2 separate regions of the Mus musculus genome follow, and region 1 is linked to region 2. The links are chromatin loops, found by intact Hi-C in ENCODE. Cell type or tissue: gastrocnemius. All regions are shown on one strand.

What was found. Hi-C counts contacts between places; a loop is a spot of excess contacts. Peaks named below come from ENCODE experiments on the same cell type or tissue, not always from the same donor. Only the 100,000 strongest peaks of a DNase experiment are listed, where the experiment ranks them.
Region 1: it touches region 2 in a loop (3-fold over the local background); 3 of 42 quality-filtered maps call a loop at or near these places.

The regions. Positions count from the first base shown.
Region 1 is chr2:12,918,572-12,926,571 of GRCm38, forward strand. It overlaps Pter (phosphotriesterase related), which reads left to right and starts at 5,470. Exons shown (of 6, transcript NM_001305437.1): 1 at 5,470-5,627. In gastrocnemius, no CTCF peak of the experiment used is centred here; DNase peaks (open chromatin) are centred at 3,997 and 5,409; H3K4me3 peaks cover 1,510 bases; H3K27ac peaks cover 1,646 bases.
Region 2 is chr2:12,705,344-12,713,343 of GRCm38, forward strand. No RefSeq gene overlaps it. Among named protein-coding and RNA genes, the nearest start is that of Pter, 210 kb to the right of the region's middle. In gastrocnemius, a CTCF peak has its summit at 3,865 (motif pointing right); DNase peaks (open chromatin) are centred at 3,888, 4,212, 4,456 and 4,654; H3K4me3 peaks cover 432 bases; H3K27ac peaks cover 566 bases.

The sequences.
Region 1 (8,000 bases), 210 kb after region 2:
AACTTCTTTAAATTTAAACTGTAATTGCTCTTCCCATCTACAAAACATCAGATACAGCCCTGATGATTCCAGACAAGTTGCTTGCACATAGTTTATCAGTTAATTTATACACCAGTCTCGAATGGTATAAGCTCTTGTCCAGCTTCAACATGTAAAGTTTCTCTGTTGCCCCAGGGCAGCTTCTTAGATTCTCATCATCCCTCATAAGCTGGAGCACATATAAAATTTTCCTCATTGTGTGGCATGGCCAGGCCTAACTGGACAAAGGCTGGGAAATAGAATCTTTAATGGAGCAGCCATGAACTCCACTATATTACCATTATGATAGAAAAGAAGAATGAAACTTAAAGGCAACCAGAAATTATCCCAAATAGTACTTCCATTTTATAATGTTATCAGGAATTTTGGGGAGTCCCAGAAGAGTTAAAACACATTATTGGGAAAATGAGGGACCCTTCTTTGGGTCCCTAATTTCATTAATAATGGACTTTACAAAAAAATTCAAAAGAAAGTTCTAAGACAATTTCATTAGAATTTAAAAGGAAAACCCCATTGGCAGACAGTGATAAATCTCTGCAGCTGCCTAGAGAAGAAAGATGGAAAAGAGAAAGAAAAAAAGGTCCAGCTATTTGAGTTAAGCCAACATGGAGTTTGGCCACATGGCAGACAAATAGCTGAATGATGGGTGGAAAGCATTAGCAAAAGGATGGAAAAGTCCAAACATGGAGGCTCTGGACAGCACATAAGACAAAAAGACAGAAGAGAAGAAGGTAAATTTACACCTTTCTGTGTCAGGATTCAGGAAGGAAGCAACTTCACTGAGGGTGCAGATTTCCCAATACAAACATTAAGGGATAATTATTCATCCCAGGTGGACCTGCTTTCCTGAGGAGTGGCCCCTTTGCCATGTGACTGACTGGTTCAGATCCAACTCCATTAACTTTAAGGAGGAAAACAGTAATATGTCTTCTCCCAGAGGTGAATTCCATTCTTAATTGTAACATTATGAGGGTACTATAGTAAGAAAAGTAAAGTCCTACAGCAAGCAAATAGAGGAGCTAGGCATTAAAGCCAAGTTCAGCCAGAGGCGGGACCATCTGTAAGTGTTCCACATAAACTTCCACATTTGCTGTTCACCACTGAAGGAAATCAGGATAAGAACTCAAAGAGAATAGGATTTTGGAGGCAGCCGTTGATGCAAAGGCCACAGAGGGGTGCTGCTTACTTGCTTGCTCCCTATGTGTTGCTCAGTCTGCTTTCTTAGAGAACTCACGATCATCAGCCCTGAGACAGAACCACCCAACATGAGATGGGTCCTCTCCTACTGATCACCAATGGAGAAAATGTCTTATACCTGGACTTCATGGAGGCATTTCCTCAACTGAGACCTGTTCCTCTCTGATGACTCTCGCTTGTGCCAACTTGACACACAAGACTAGCCAGTACAGCTATATACCAAGAAGAGAACTTGCTGAATTATGTGGTAACATTGCTTCCTTTCTTTCTTTTCTTAAGGAACTTTTTCACAAGAGGGTGTGGTTTGGTTTTCCAAGGCAGCCCTGGCTTACCTCAAAATCACTTGTGATTCTCTCTGCCTTGGCCTTTTGGGTGCTGGGATTAGAGGCATGATTGATGTTCCTGGCTGTGCCAAAATATCTTTTAATACAAACTGGCCAATGATCCCTAAGAAAGATTGTCTAATTACCTACAGACATTCTACTCAGTAAAAGTTTCACTCAACTGGAAGATTATGTGTTTTCAACTTAATTTTAATACCCAAAATGATTTTTAATTTATTTTTCCATTATTTCATTGTTATGATGATTATTATTTGAAGTACTGGTGATTGAATTCAGGATCCTGAACACACAAGCCTTACTTCATTATTGAACAGGAAGATAAAAATACATTAAATACTTACTCTGGGGAAGATTATATGATGAATAGAAATTGAACATAAAAATTACATGCTGAGCGTTTGGTTCTGCTCCTTTTATGCATTGGTCGCCACTACGTTTCCTAGAAATGATAGGAATGGTTCACGAGGTTCACTACACTATGATCAAAGTTGAAACTAAGAACATCTCAAGCTGCCATAGACGATAATGCCTAATTAACAACTATGCTCTACAGTGGCAGCATTTACAGCAGATGCGCTTTACCTCGTCTGTGCTCCCCATCTCGTCTCCTGATGCTTTTCTGGATTACTCTAGGTTTTGTCTTCCTGAGTGTTTCTAGAAACTGTGTACATAATTAAAACAATTCACCCGGATTATGAAAAACCTGAGTATTTCTTGCATGTTAACCCAGACAGCAAGGGGCTATGAAGGTCTGGGTTTGATCTCATCCTCTCTCTGCCAATTTAGCATGGCTGAGTACAGGCACGGTTGAAAGTCAAAGACCCAGTGAAAGTGGAAAGCAAACACTGTAGAAATGAGAATGCGTTTGAACTGAATCCTTAACTGTGAGGGTGATTTAAAAACCTTTGGTTCCTTAATGATGTGAGTTTTTAAACTTCAGTATTTCATCATGGGCATTGTTACCCCAGGATTCAAACATATGTCCAAGGGAAGTTTCCCCAGAAAGAAAGACTAAACACTGAAGAGGAGCCCAAGCTGATGTTAGGTTACCATTGAGAGTTAAACAGCACAGCATTTCACGGCTGTTATTCTTGTTTCATTATATACAAAGCTAATAGATTCTGAGGTCAGCAAAAGGGTTTGGTTTTTTTTTTTTTATTTTATATTTTTAAACAGATGCAGGATATCTGCTGTGACATAGCATATTCTACATGTGACAGGGAAGTTGTGCCCACCCATAAAATGTCAACAGCGTGGCTGCCTAAACAAGGCTCAATAATGACAATACCAAGTGACATGCCCACATGAGTGTGAGAAATCTCACATGGTCTTACTCATAGATGAAGTGTTAAAATGAATGACTATTGAGAGAGGAAGAACCAATCTTTTCCAGGAAAGAGCTCCCAAACAACTGGTGCAACCCAAGTGGTCTACACACATATAACATATGAGTGTAACATATAACATATGAGTGAAACTAAGCTAACTCAGCAGATTATACTTATAATGTATGTGGATATATGAAAATAATCATCAAAAATTCAGAAGCCGTGTATTTGAGAAGGAAATGAGAGTAGTACATGGGAGAAGTTGTAGGGAGAACAAGACAGGGGAAATAATGCCAATATAATACTTATATATGAAATCACAGTAAATAAATATCTTATTATTTTTATATATATGTGTGTCTGTGTATGGGTCTGTACGTGTCAGTAAAGGTGCCTAAGGAAGTCAGAGAATGATGTTGGAGCCTCTGGAACTGGAGTTACATGAAGCTGTGAGATGCCCAGCCTGGGTTCTGGAAACTGAACTGGGGTCCTCTATAAGAGTAAGAGATGAGCATCTCTCCAGCCACTATTTAATTTATTTTTAAACTTCGACGTTATTCGTTATTCAACTTGCAGCAGCATACAAATAACATACAATATACATCAAGACAACAATATACAGTTAGACCCAACATGCTAGAGTGTTTCACAGTTGTCTATGGTCGCACTTTACTGAGGGGAGGGGTGTTTAAATATAAATAAATGGTTTACATATTAATTTGCGATTTCATGATTCCCTTAATGATAATGAAAGCTTATGGTCATTCTCCTTTCCTGCGATCTTTTTAAGGTGTAAAATGCCACAGAAGAAAGAGTCCGCATGTGAAATCTGAATGCTGCTCGGTGGGTTTAATGTGGGCGGTAGAGAACTTTATCATTTCCCTAAAGGAAAAAAACTGAAGTCCGTTTTTAACATGAACCTTGTGCATAATTTCATCCCTGGGAGAGTGGACTGCTAAAATACAGAACATAATAAGTAATGGACTCTTAGGCCTCTCCGTAACAACCATTGCCAGGCACACTTTTATACGGCTTCATGGTTACCGTGTGAGCAATGAACAGTGGTAGCCAGCCCTGAAATCACGCCAGAAGCCTCCCTCGACCCATCTATTCATTATATCATCCCAGTGTGAGCCCCACTCATGGGAACAATATTCAAGTCTCCCAGGACGCAAAGGCAAGACTTACTCATGGGAGGGCATTCTGCTCTTCCTAACTTCCACATTTATTCTCCCCCTCTCTTAGTTTGAGACCCTATGTTTATTCTAGGATTTACCTAGCTAAATTTTTCTCAATATCTGCCCCTTACTAACCCCCTTATCAAGGGCTTCTCCTACTGTAGCATTGCTTAAAAAGAGAAGTAATCGAGGAAAGAAAGAGAAGGGAACTGTGTAACTTTCCTTCTTTCTTTCCTTCTGACTTAAATAAAAGTATTTTCTGCCTTCCAATCAAAGCTCCCTAAGAAGATATGGTACCATGGTTGATATAAACTAAACTGCAGTTTAGTCCTGGCCTAGAACTTGAAGAGCCTTCTCTAAGTCTGTTTCCTTGTCTGTAATCAGAGAAAAACTGCCTGCAGACTGGCTTCGCAGATAAAGGTGATTTGCCCATCTGAATTCCATCCCAGAACCCATATAGTGAAAGAAATTCCGAGGAAAACCGTTTTCACCTACACACAATACAATGTAACAACCTTTAAACAAGTAAAACTCTATTTTTAAACGTTAAGCAGAAACAGGTTGGTTTCCAAGTGTAACAGAACTGCCTTCATAAGCCATTGATTCTTAGCTCTAAACCTGTCTTCCTTAGAAATGACTGCTCTAAGTTCTTCCTCTTCCTCGGATTTCAGATTAAAATGAAATGGGAGTTCAATGCAGACAGGTAAGACTTTGTATGGTGACAGCGGCTCCTAAGACCATGATTTGCAGACTAGTGCATATTGACTGAGCTTGGTTCAGTGATGCCAAGTAGTAGGGCTGCTTCATGTGGTCTAGTACAGCACTCAAGTTTTAAATGCAGCAAGCAGGTCCAGGAAAACGAAAAAAAAAAACCAAAACAAAACAATCAACAAAAGAGAGAAAGCCAGAATTCCCTGTGTTAATCATAGGGATACAAAACGCAGCATGACATCAAATTGGCAGTGCTTGTCTTGGAGGACACAGGAAAAAAAAATTACTCAAGGAGTCTGTAATTGAGACCTGGGCAAAATCCAGTAGCTTACTTTCTCCTTGGGGATTTCACATCAGCTGAGCCAAAGAGAAATGGGATAATTAGGATGTAGACTGGGTGGGCTCTTAACTCAGCCTCTGAGAGCAGTTTAGCTGCAAACTTCAGGCTTGCTCCTGAGTAGGGCCTCCAGCTGGTGGGAGTTCAGCCTGGACTTAAAATCCTCCCTGTCAGAGCAGAAACCTAATGGGCGGGGTTTCAGAGCTGGCGCGGGCTCACAGGGAGTGGTTTTAAATCTGAGTGGGAGTGACTTAGGGTCAGTGGGCGGGGAAAAGGCTAGTGGACATGCAAAGTGGGAGGATCGGAGGGAGGGGACGGCGGCAGGGTGAGGCGATGATGCGGTGGGGGTGGGGGTGGAAGAGAGAGACAACTTCCCAAAGGGAGGGGAAGCCGACCTAGCTCAAGTCAAGTTCCCAGGGGGAGAAGGCGGCGCACAGCGCGGAATGAAGGAAGCCCCGGAGCTGGTTAAGTAGCTGTGGACCTGGTAGGAAAGGTGAGGACTTAGGCCTGGAACTCAGGGCTTGTCCTGCAAGCAGCCACGTGGAGCGGCACCCTGGGAAAGGGGAAGCGGCCCTGCCACCTTTCTCTGGAGGTCCCGGAGTTGCAAAGACCATGGGGCCTGGCTTCAGGAGCCTTGGAGAACTGACTTGGGCTCAGAGGGCGCTGACCTTCCCCCAACCTCAGGTCTCCCAAAGTCTGATTTGAAAGCTCGAGGCCCTGAGCAGGTCCCGTGCTGTACTTGCTCGGTTCTGTCTGACTGCTGAACTCTAGGGACCTGTTGCAGTAGCTTTGCTCTCCCTACATGGGCTGAAATGGAAGGTGGAGGCATCTGTTCCCTGCTCCGGTTTCTTTAACAAACTTCAACAGCAGAATCCACTTTCTCCTGGATTGTTTACCTTCTTGTAGCTGTATTGCAACACTTAAATGTGACTCCTTAGATATCTGAGCAAAGTTTATACGCCCTGATTCTGAGTGGTGGCTGTAAAGATGCCTTAGATATAGTGATACCTGCCAGGGCAGACATCTTCAAATCTCCTCCGACATGGAGTGACTAACAAGCGTTTACTTTTTGTACTCAAGGATACTGCTTTCGTTGCGACAAAGAAAGAATGAGTGGTCCCGGGGACTAGACAACCACTTGGACCATTCCATTTTAGTTTACATAGACAGAAGGGATGGATGGATGTCCAACAGTATCCTTGAGGCCTGGTGCCATTCTATAAATAATGAATTCACGCCAAAAAAAAAAAAAAAAGAAAGAAAAGAAAAAGGAAAGGGAAGAAGAGAGGAGACAAGGAGGGAGAGGGGGAAAGAGAGAGAGAAAGAGAGAGAATCGCAGTGCGCACCGAAAAGAAAAAGATCAGACTATTTCTGACTATCAATCAGTCAGATGACAATTTTCAAAAGGATAATTTGAACACCAGATTCTGCTAGTGTGTCTTTATGAAATTATGATTTTATTTATGGAGGCTGGATGTTACTTTAAAATTATCAAAGTAACTGAAACATAGTATATGTAGTTTTGGAGTCAAAGAGGAAACAGATTTTATTTCTGTTCCTGGTTCCTGAATCCTAGGGATGTCCAAGTACTTATTTTTTGAAATTTACCTAAACTCTAAAGTCTAATTAATTACACAGCCTTGCCAGATAGCTTCATGGTATGGATGAGCAAAATCCTATACAGAATGTTCAAGCAATACAGCTGGAAGGTGTTAGGAGGAGTGGTTTTTGTTTTGTTTTGTTTTGTTTTTCCTGACTCCAAAGCCTGTCCTCTTATCTCTTAGACTATCTCCACCTTGAATATTATTGGCAGGTCCTCCCTCCAATGTATATATCATGAATTGGGCTACAATATAAGAATCATCTCTGGCTTGGTACACCAATGCCAGCTACTCAGGAGGCTAAGGAGGGAGAATTTCAAGTCCCAAGCCAGATTGGGCTACAGAGTAAGACCCTGTGCTGTACTGGCCTAGCATGCATAAAGCCCAGTGTGCAACCCCAACAATAAAAGAATAAAATAATCTTATTTTAAAGAGAAAGGAAATGGCTGCTGATTGGAAGAACTTGGACCTATGAGGCCTCTCTCTGGTTCCAGTTCTGTAGTCACAGAGCTCTGTACACATTGCTTATCTTTCCTAGGTACATAGACGTTCATTGATCTCCAAGTTGTTACTCAACCTAATACTCTATGGATTTATGAAAATAAGATACTGCTTTTAGTTAATGGTGTTTTGGTCACATCTGGTGTTGAAATTACAAGGTGGCCAGAAAGGGTTACTTTATTCAATCAATAAATATGTATTCTGTGCCTGAGTGCTCCTGGGGATTGTAATGAGAGCAAGAGAAATAAAGGCAGCAGACTCTTGAGTTTATATTCTGTTTGGGAGTGAAGGAGCCACCAAATAAATGTACATATTAATATCAGATTAAATTAGTGTGCAGCTCCAACCTGTAAGTCAGGGGCTGTGATGGGTAAGAGCAGAGTGTGCGCTTTAGGTTTGGTGATGGAATGGTCTCACCAATTCAGATTCAGATGTAGGAAGATCAGAAGGACTTAGAGATGTCCCTTTTACTGGGACCGACTAGGGCAGGAAAAGCATGAGCAAATCTGAGGGATTCTAGGAACTTCTGGAAGGTTTCAGCGTCTGACTCAAAATGAAGTTGGAGATTCGAGTGGGAGCAGGTTAGGTAGGGATTTGTGCCATTCGGAAAGGACTGTATATTTCAGTGTTCATCATGGCACAGAGGAGTGACATGAAGGTGGGTATGTTGAAGAAAAAGCAGAAGCTGAGGGTGGCTCAGGTGATGTCAGTGGTGGTGGAGGTGAAGTGTCACATGATTGCTAGAGCATCGCCATGTTTACTTT
Region 2 (8,000 bases):
GTGTTGGTAAACTTCATCTAAAAGCACCTATGACCAAATTACTGAATTCATTTTCTCACTGACCCCTGAAAGCTTTATGATACTATTTCATTAATACCACTAGTAAACAGAAGGGAGTCAGTGTGCTGCAGGTGGAAGAGTGGATGATTACCAATCTAGGAGAGTCCAGACATGATCAGCATTTTTTTGTAAGTTTTAAGCCTGTGACCTAATACTAGGGAGGCTGTGACCAGAGGATCAGGAGTATGGCCAGCATGGACTGCATAGCAAGACCCAGTTTCCATGCATAAATAAATAAGGGAAATTCAACAAGGCTACTGAGCCTCTGCCCCTTGTCTTCGGACAAGTGTCACAACCCGTGAGTCTCAGCTTCTGATCTTGGAATGAGCACAGCAGTACTTCATCTTGATAGCATTCTGGGGATATTTTGGTAAAAGATATCTATCAATTCTCTTAAGGCTACCCTAGAGGCCCATGAACACCGGTGATCAGGAGACCTGGAGAACAACCAGGAGAATTTAATTAGATCACAATGAGATAAGCAAGGTGGGTAAGTGAACTAAGATCTGAAATGGTTCAAAAACAGGAACCAGGGGAGAAACGACTCAGATGTGCACGTGTGACGAGAGGCTGCTCTCTAGCCTCAGCACATTGTGCTCTTGCAGTGCACATGAGCATTAGACACCATGGAATCCCAGCTACCCATGGAGACAGGCAACAGGTCCGGACCTAAGACAAGAACCAGATAACTTTTGATAGGCAAACAGACATACAAGTCCAGTTATAAAAACTAGAATATGTCAGGACTCAGAAACCAGGAAAAGAGTCTTTCAAGGTCAAGGTCAGAAGAGCATGAGTTTGTTCAAGGTGCCATAGTAAGGGAGAGCGATTGAATTATATCATGCTGTAATACTGAAAGGAGGAGTTTTCAATACTGAGATGAGCTAAGAGAAAAGTACTAGAGGATAGTAGAGATGAGGGAATTCAATCGCTCTGGGTCATCTGTGTTTGACGTTTGATACCTAAGATCACAGAAGCTTGGTCTCTGCCCTTCCACAGAGCTGGCAAGAGGTCACTGATGTGATATGGATATGTTACCACAATGTAACAGTAGCCAAGACAGCCACAGTCTTCTGTGATGGCTGCATTTCAAAGGGATATTTGTTGCCTAGATCTCTAAGGGATACCTTCTTAGACCCTAAGACAGTTGGGAAGCTGAGATAAATTTAACATCTCCATGGAAGTGGGAGGCAGAGAAAGAATTTATAATGTCAGATTTTATTAAGTAAAAGCTAAGAAAGAGAAAGATGTAAGTCTACACTCAGAAAGAAAGTCAAAATCTCGTCAAACTGTGGGAACTTTACGTCCTTCTTGGCCTGCAGACAACTTACAGCTACTGCTTACAGGACTTTTAAAGTTCAGCATCAAACAGGACCCAGGTGAGAACTCTCCCAGCTCCAGCGCACAGAGGAAAAGCTTGGGTCGTCATTTCAGTGTCCTACCAGAGAGGACAAAATACAGAAGGCATGGCACTACTTTGGGAAAAAAAATTGTCAAAGAACTCCCTTACTGCCTACTGGACTGTCTTTATTCCCAAGTTTCATCTTCCTAAGGGAGGCCGTCTTATTGCTGGTCTTGTTTCCAACTCTGAAACACTGGAATGGCGTTCCTTATATGGAGTCTCACTTCCTGGACTTACTTGCAGGAGCCTTTGAGAATCTGTCCCGTGTATCCAGGAGTCTGTTCTATGAGGATCGGGTCATTCCCACTATCAATATCTTCTGCTCTGAGTTCTTTTAGAGATTTTTGAACTGAGTGCTCATTCCTGCTTAGGTTCCTATCAAGGAGAACCCGAACCTTTGCCATTTCTGCTTTCGAGCGTCTACTACCACCAGCCAGGGATGGCGTTGCCTCTGGTTGCTGTTTGAAACAATAGAGAATTGGTATTGTCCCCAACGTAACAGGATGTAGCTCCCAGCTTGACGGCAACTGAAGTTGCTCGTGAGAATGATGTGTTGAAGCCCACGGTGGGCGAGCACTATCCAGTGGCAGACTGCCTGGCCTTCATTATGATGTGAGATACTGTGCATTTCCAATGACTCCAGGGACCTTGTAAAAAAAAAAAAAAAAAAAGCTCATTTGGTTTACTCTACTAGCTCCCCTTTTCCAGGTTTCAAGGTCACTTGGCTGGGAAAGAATGCAAGTGACAAACAATATCTTGCATTTAAGATTAAGCCAGCTGTCCAATGCTGCCATACTTTTACTAAGGAAATTTAATCTGCCAGTCTCTTCCGTCCTTAAGACTGAGCCTTTCCCAGGAGACTGCTCAGTCCCTGTGACACATAAATACTTCCTGGGCCTGGCCCATGTGACATCTTTGCTTACCCAGGCAGATGTGATTGTCAGTGGCATTTTTTATCCACGCCAGTGAGGAGTACTTAGGGACCCTGTGTAAATACAGCCACCCACATTAACGAATAGCAAAATGACTTGCTCTGGCCACAATAGTGGACTTTTTGGTTAATATTAGTGTTTGGAACTCAGTGACACATTTAAAATTAACATTCTCCTATTCAGTTAAGGAGGTAACTCTAGAGGGAAGGATGCACACTGCTTTTCCAAGTACTCAGTGGATCTATTATCACTTTGAATTTTGAGCAGAGCAATGTATTTCTCATGAACCATTCCCCTGTTTTTGAAAGTTGCTCTTAAAAAAAAAAAATCACCACTAACAGTTTAAGCATGGAATGTTCTTAATATCTTCAATATCTACACCAGTAGGAATGTGCTCTGTTCTCCAGAGTCAGTGTACTTAGCCACTAATTAATTGTTTGAGACCATATCTCTTTTATGTTGCCCAGACTTATGTAAAACTCCAGGTTTACAAGCCTCAGCTTCTTGAGTGGTTGGAAATAGACAGCTACTGCCATTAATTGCAGCTAACTCTTTCACATTTCATTGGAAAATAGGTGCCAGTGATTCTGAAGACAAGGATAAAAACCTAAAATACAGAGTTAGTCACTTATGGCATCAGGACCTTAGCTTAAAAGGTCTCTAGAGGTTCCCAGTCCCAGCTAACCTGGACTAGCAAAACAGAACAGACTGGCAATGCTTGAACATTTCAAAGAGAAGCATTAAGAAATACAAGTGATAGTTCTCATCAGAGCTGGCAGAAATTTCCTTAGACTTTAACTGGATTCGTTCCCTGTTAAAGTGCACATCACCAATCCGGTTAAAGAATAGTGTATAAGGATTTTTATCCCTGTATGTAGAGGACATATTGCAAAAGTAATGTTCTTTTAGTCACAGTCAGTGCTAAGTAAATTTTAAGCATGCTTCCTGTTTGGTTTGGCTATTTAAGTAAAATTCGTTTCCTGGAAAAGCTAAAACTATTGCTGAGAGAAGTTGCTGTCTGGATACACATTCGCTCTGCAGCTGTCTCCAGTGTCTGTTCTGATGCCTGGAACATAGTAGTCTTTCTACAACACACGGGAAGGACATGCCTGGAGGTTAATGAACTTCTTGATTTATAAAGAGATGATGACGCACTTAACTTATTATGATCCATCGTCCAAGGGCAGCTTGGATTCTATTGACCCTTCCGTTTGCAGATCTGAAACAGGTTAGGTGTTATCTAGGACCTGGTACCGTAGAAGTTCTTGTGATTTCTTGATTTTTTTCTAATTAGTAAAATGCAAGGTTTGAACAGAAAAACTCTAAGATTTCTTCGGGTCCTGAATGCCTTAATTTTCATCTGCTAGACTTATAGGTGCTAATGTCCAGCAACTCTGTACAATTAGAAGAACCCCACCCTTTAAAAGGGTGGAGATGGGGTTTGGGGTAGGAGAGAAGCAGCTTGCAAATTGCTTCATGTCCACTAGGGGGCAGGTTTTTACACATCTGCGGTTAAGAATGAGTAGACACAGAATCGTGCCCATGAGCTGCTATTGTGGCATAGGATTACAAGTTGCATAACACTTCACACTTGAACAAATACTTCACACGGAGAACACAGTGTCTTTCTTTGGCAGATAAGAGAAACTGGCATAGTCAGAGCATAGAAATTCACCAAAACCGTGGTCTAAGTTGCCAGCATCTGGTTTTTGCTTTGTACGTGTCTGTGGGATGCCTGAATTACTGAATGCTGTGCTCATGGAGGTTGCTGGGAAACCTGGGGATAGGTTTCACCAATGTTCAGGATACGAGGAACAACTACCTCACCCACGTGTGGCCTGCAAACGGGGTGGGATGAAGTCGTGAAAAGCCAGGTTGGAGAGACAGACTGCTTTCTGAAGCACTCAGAAGTGATTTTTTTTTTAAATCAAAGAAGAAAACATCTTGAAAAAATTGGCTGCTGGTGGTACTGTCTCCTCTGCATTGACATCATCCATCAACCAAGAGTGTAGGAGAACTGTCAAATACTGGCAGCCCTAGAGATAAGAGAAATCGCGGGCGCTTGAACAATGGCGAGTGTCTCAGCACACAGCTGGAGCCCCGCTTGGTGGTTATTTGGGGAGGGGTATAACGGGGAAGAGGAAGAACAAGCGGGCATTTGTTCAAATCCTCAATTAGAATGATCTGATTCATAATTTTATTTATTGTCAGAATAACTTTCTGCCCTGCCCTGCACATGGTGTGCGGCTACCGCCTTCTTCATTTTTCTGCTGTTGTTTGTACTTGGGTTTGGTGTTTCTCAATGTATTCTCCCTCACAGTAGCTGTTGACAGGTCCAGCCCTGTAACCATCTGGCTCCTGAAGTAATGAGACCAAATGAAATGGAGCTTGAAGAAATTAACATTCTTTCCTTAATCTATTAATAACTGAAAAGTGTTGATTTTAGTGACAGCCAGATACTTTATTATGAAGCATATTGGTTAATTAAGAGCATCATAATGAAGGTTATAGGAATGCATATCCCTCCAGAAACACATATTTTTAATAAGCATAATTTGATTCTTCTCACGCACTCCAAAAAAAAAAAAATCAGTGAAAATGTTATGCACAAAGAGAGTCTCAACAAAAAAATAAACACTTAATTTTTGTATGTACGTACCACACTACTGTTGTTTGGTTAAGTGTGCATCTCAAATACAGCTGCTGGATTCCAAAGGAATTTGCAGATAATTACAGGTCTTCCTATTTTATCCCTCCACTGTCTGAAAATACTCTCATCTCTCTACTAACAGCCCATGTTTGTGAGTCTTAGGCTCCTTACGGGGGGTAGGGAGGAAGGGAATCGTCCACATTGCCAAAATTAAAAAACGCACAGACTTTGGTATTTAGATCATAGATAATGATATTTCCTTGCTCAACTCTGATGTTTGCAAACATTTTCCTTGTGCCTGTGAGACTTTCATGAAAACTCTAGCTTGTGCACAGAGATGTCATTAATAATAGATGTGCTACGGCACCTTGGCTCACCTTTCCTGCCTATGGAGCTTGGAGAAGTTCTGGGTTGCGATTGTTATCCTGTTGCTGTGCATTGTGGATGTCCACTTCTAGCCAGTGGGTGCAAAAGGCACTCCCAGCCCTTATTAAGAAAGCCTGTTTTTTCTATGTTTGGTATCTCCATTTAGAGTTAACATGCATGTATACTTTTTAGGTAAATTCAGCAACACTTATTCCCCTTCTTAACAAGTATCCCACTTACAAAAGAAGACAGAAGTGGTTTCCCAAGGCTTCCTCCCTGAGACTGTTTGAAGCTATTTATGTGCACAGTCTCATTGCACACACCACTGTCCTGCTCTTCTGCATCCTTTCTCTCATTTTACCCTGCCTTACTCTGGCTACCCAAGAACTCCCTAGGTAACAGCTAATGTTCTCTCTCTCTCTCTCTCTCCCTCTCTCTCTCTCTCTCTCTCTCTCTCTCTCAAGAGATATGTATAACATATGTTTATAATTCAGGGGAAAACTAGCTCATGACACTCAGTATGTGAGTTTTCTCCTTTTGGTTACAATTATCCTGTTTGGTTGTCAAAGCTGGAGAATCAGCAAGCAAGGAGCTGGCCTTGGGTGTAAACACCGACTTTCTGAGCAGGAAAGCATCTGGCTTTTCCATTCTTTTTGCTGTGTTCAACCTCCGTTCCAGTTTCTTCCTATCATCATTTCAGATTCTCTTTCTGTCTCTGTGTCTCTGTCTCTCTCTGTCTCTCTCCCTCTCTCTCTGTGCTTTGCAATCCTTGTGCAGTTGATGCCAGATGTGTGTCAATACCTTATGACACTGTACCCTCAGCACTGGACTCAGAGGATATGGGAGCTCACCTTCTCACTCTGTGATAAGGCCTTCAGTGTATCTCTGTCAACCACTTGCCCCTGTTTATTTGGAGAACTAAGTCTATTTTCTGAAATATAGTTAAATGGAATTATTAAATAGAATAAGGCCCACTTAGCTTAGGGTATTGACAGTGTTCTAGAATTGCCATGTAGGGCCCTGCACCAGGCTGGGAATTGGCCAGTCTGCTTAGTCCTCTCTGAGTATTGTCATTGTAATGACTATTCAAAAAATACAATAGAAAACATTCAATCTCCTAATATAAACAAGGGACTAGAAGAATTATAAGACCAAATCAAGGACTATGTGTAGTGGCTTAAGATAATGTTTTGTAGCTATTTCCTCCAAATTCAGACATTCCTCCATAAGAGAAGACTTTCCTAAGACTTAGGAAGTAAACAAAACTTACAGGCCCACCTCCTAAGAAAATGAAACCCAAAATTCACAAGGTTACAAAAGCATAAACAAGTAGGTAGACTAAGACTCTCCTACCAGAACTGCCAACAAGTCCTAGCCCGGTCAGAGTCAGGGTGAGAGGGTGGGGCAGTATTATGGCAGCCTTCTATGGTCACCCATGCTTGGGTATACAAGCCCTGGCCATACAGCCAACCATTGAGTTACCCATGCATCTATAAGTAACCCCAATAATCTCACCAGTTCACTAAGCTGGATATGTGTGGAATCTTTTCTTTGGCCTACTAGGCATGAAGACAAATTAGTTCACATCTCCATAGGAAAGGCTTCCAAGACACTCATTCTTAGTACATGTTGCATAATTAAGTGTTAATAGCATATAATTAAGTACTCCATATGGTACATTACATGAACACTATGTACAATATAGTGTGTACGTGTGGTACATGTCATGTGTATGGTTGAGGTACACTGCTGAATTATTCTTTCAAAGGATTAGGGAACAGGGAAAAAAGAAATAAAATGTTGGAAAAAATAATCTCTCAAAATCAGTGCCATATAAATCAATGCCAGTGAGTGGACTTGAGGGGATTATCAAAAATGCATCTATCTTAGTGATGCTCTGATGCCTCACTAAGCCATATGAAAAGTATCCACCCCTTTCACATCAGTTGTGTCAATGGGAAGGTATAAAAAATCAACACAAGGCCCAGAGCAAACTTGTTACTCGAGAGCCTCGTGGATACAGTAGGATTGGTCCAAGTTCTCCACCTAGTCTTAGAATCACCATCGGAAAACATCTACATTAGCTGGCTCGCCTGTCTCTGGGCTGACACAGTTGCCTCCCTTCCTGTGTTCATGTTACCAAACCATTTAGACAACTCTCTAGCTTGAACCTGCCTTGTATTCTCTCAGTCAGTATGATTCTTTTTCCTATGAACCATGTGCATTACAGCTGAGGGTAATTTGAAGTCAATTTACCTGATCAGAGCAACAGCGTCAGATAATATTGTGAATGTATTATGTATATTTGCTGACTTAAATTATTACCTTACAGTTTATTTTTATATTTAAGGATTAAAGAGCCATGTCTGGCACAGAAGGCTGTTCTGTAACTTGCAGATGGCATGGGTCACACAGTAAACTACTGATGTATTCTTGTGGATTTTCTTTTTCTCATTGCTGGGTGAGGTTGGGTTATTCTGTCTTATTATAGGTACAATGACAGACATGGAAATCTGCTAATCTTAGATTGAAAATGTGGAATATAAAAGGATGGACCATGTAGACACTAGCATATCCGGGGATCCATCCC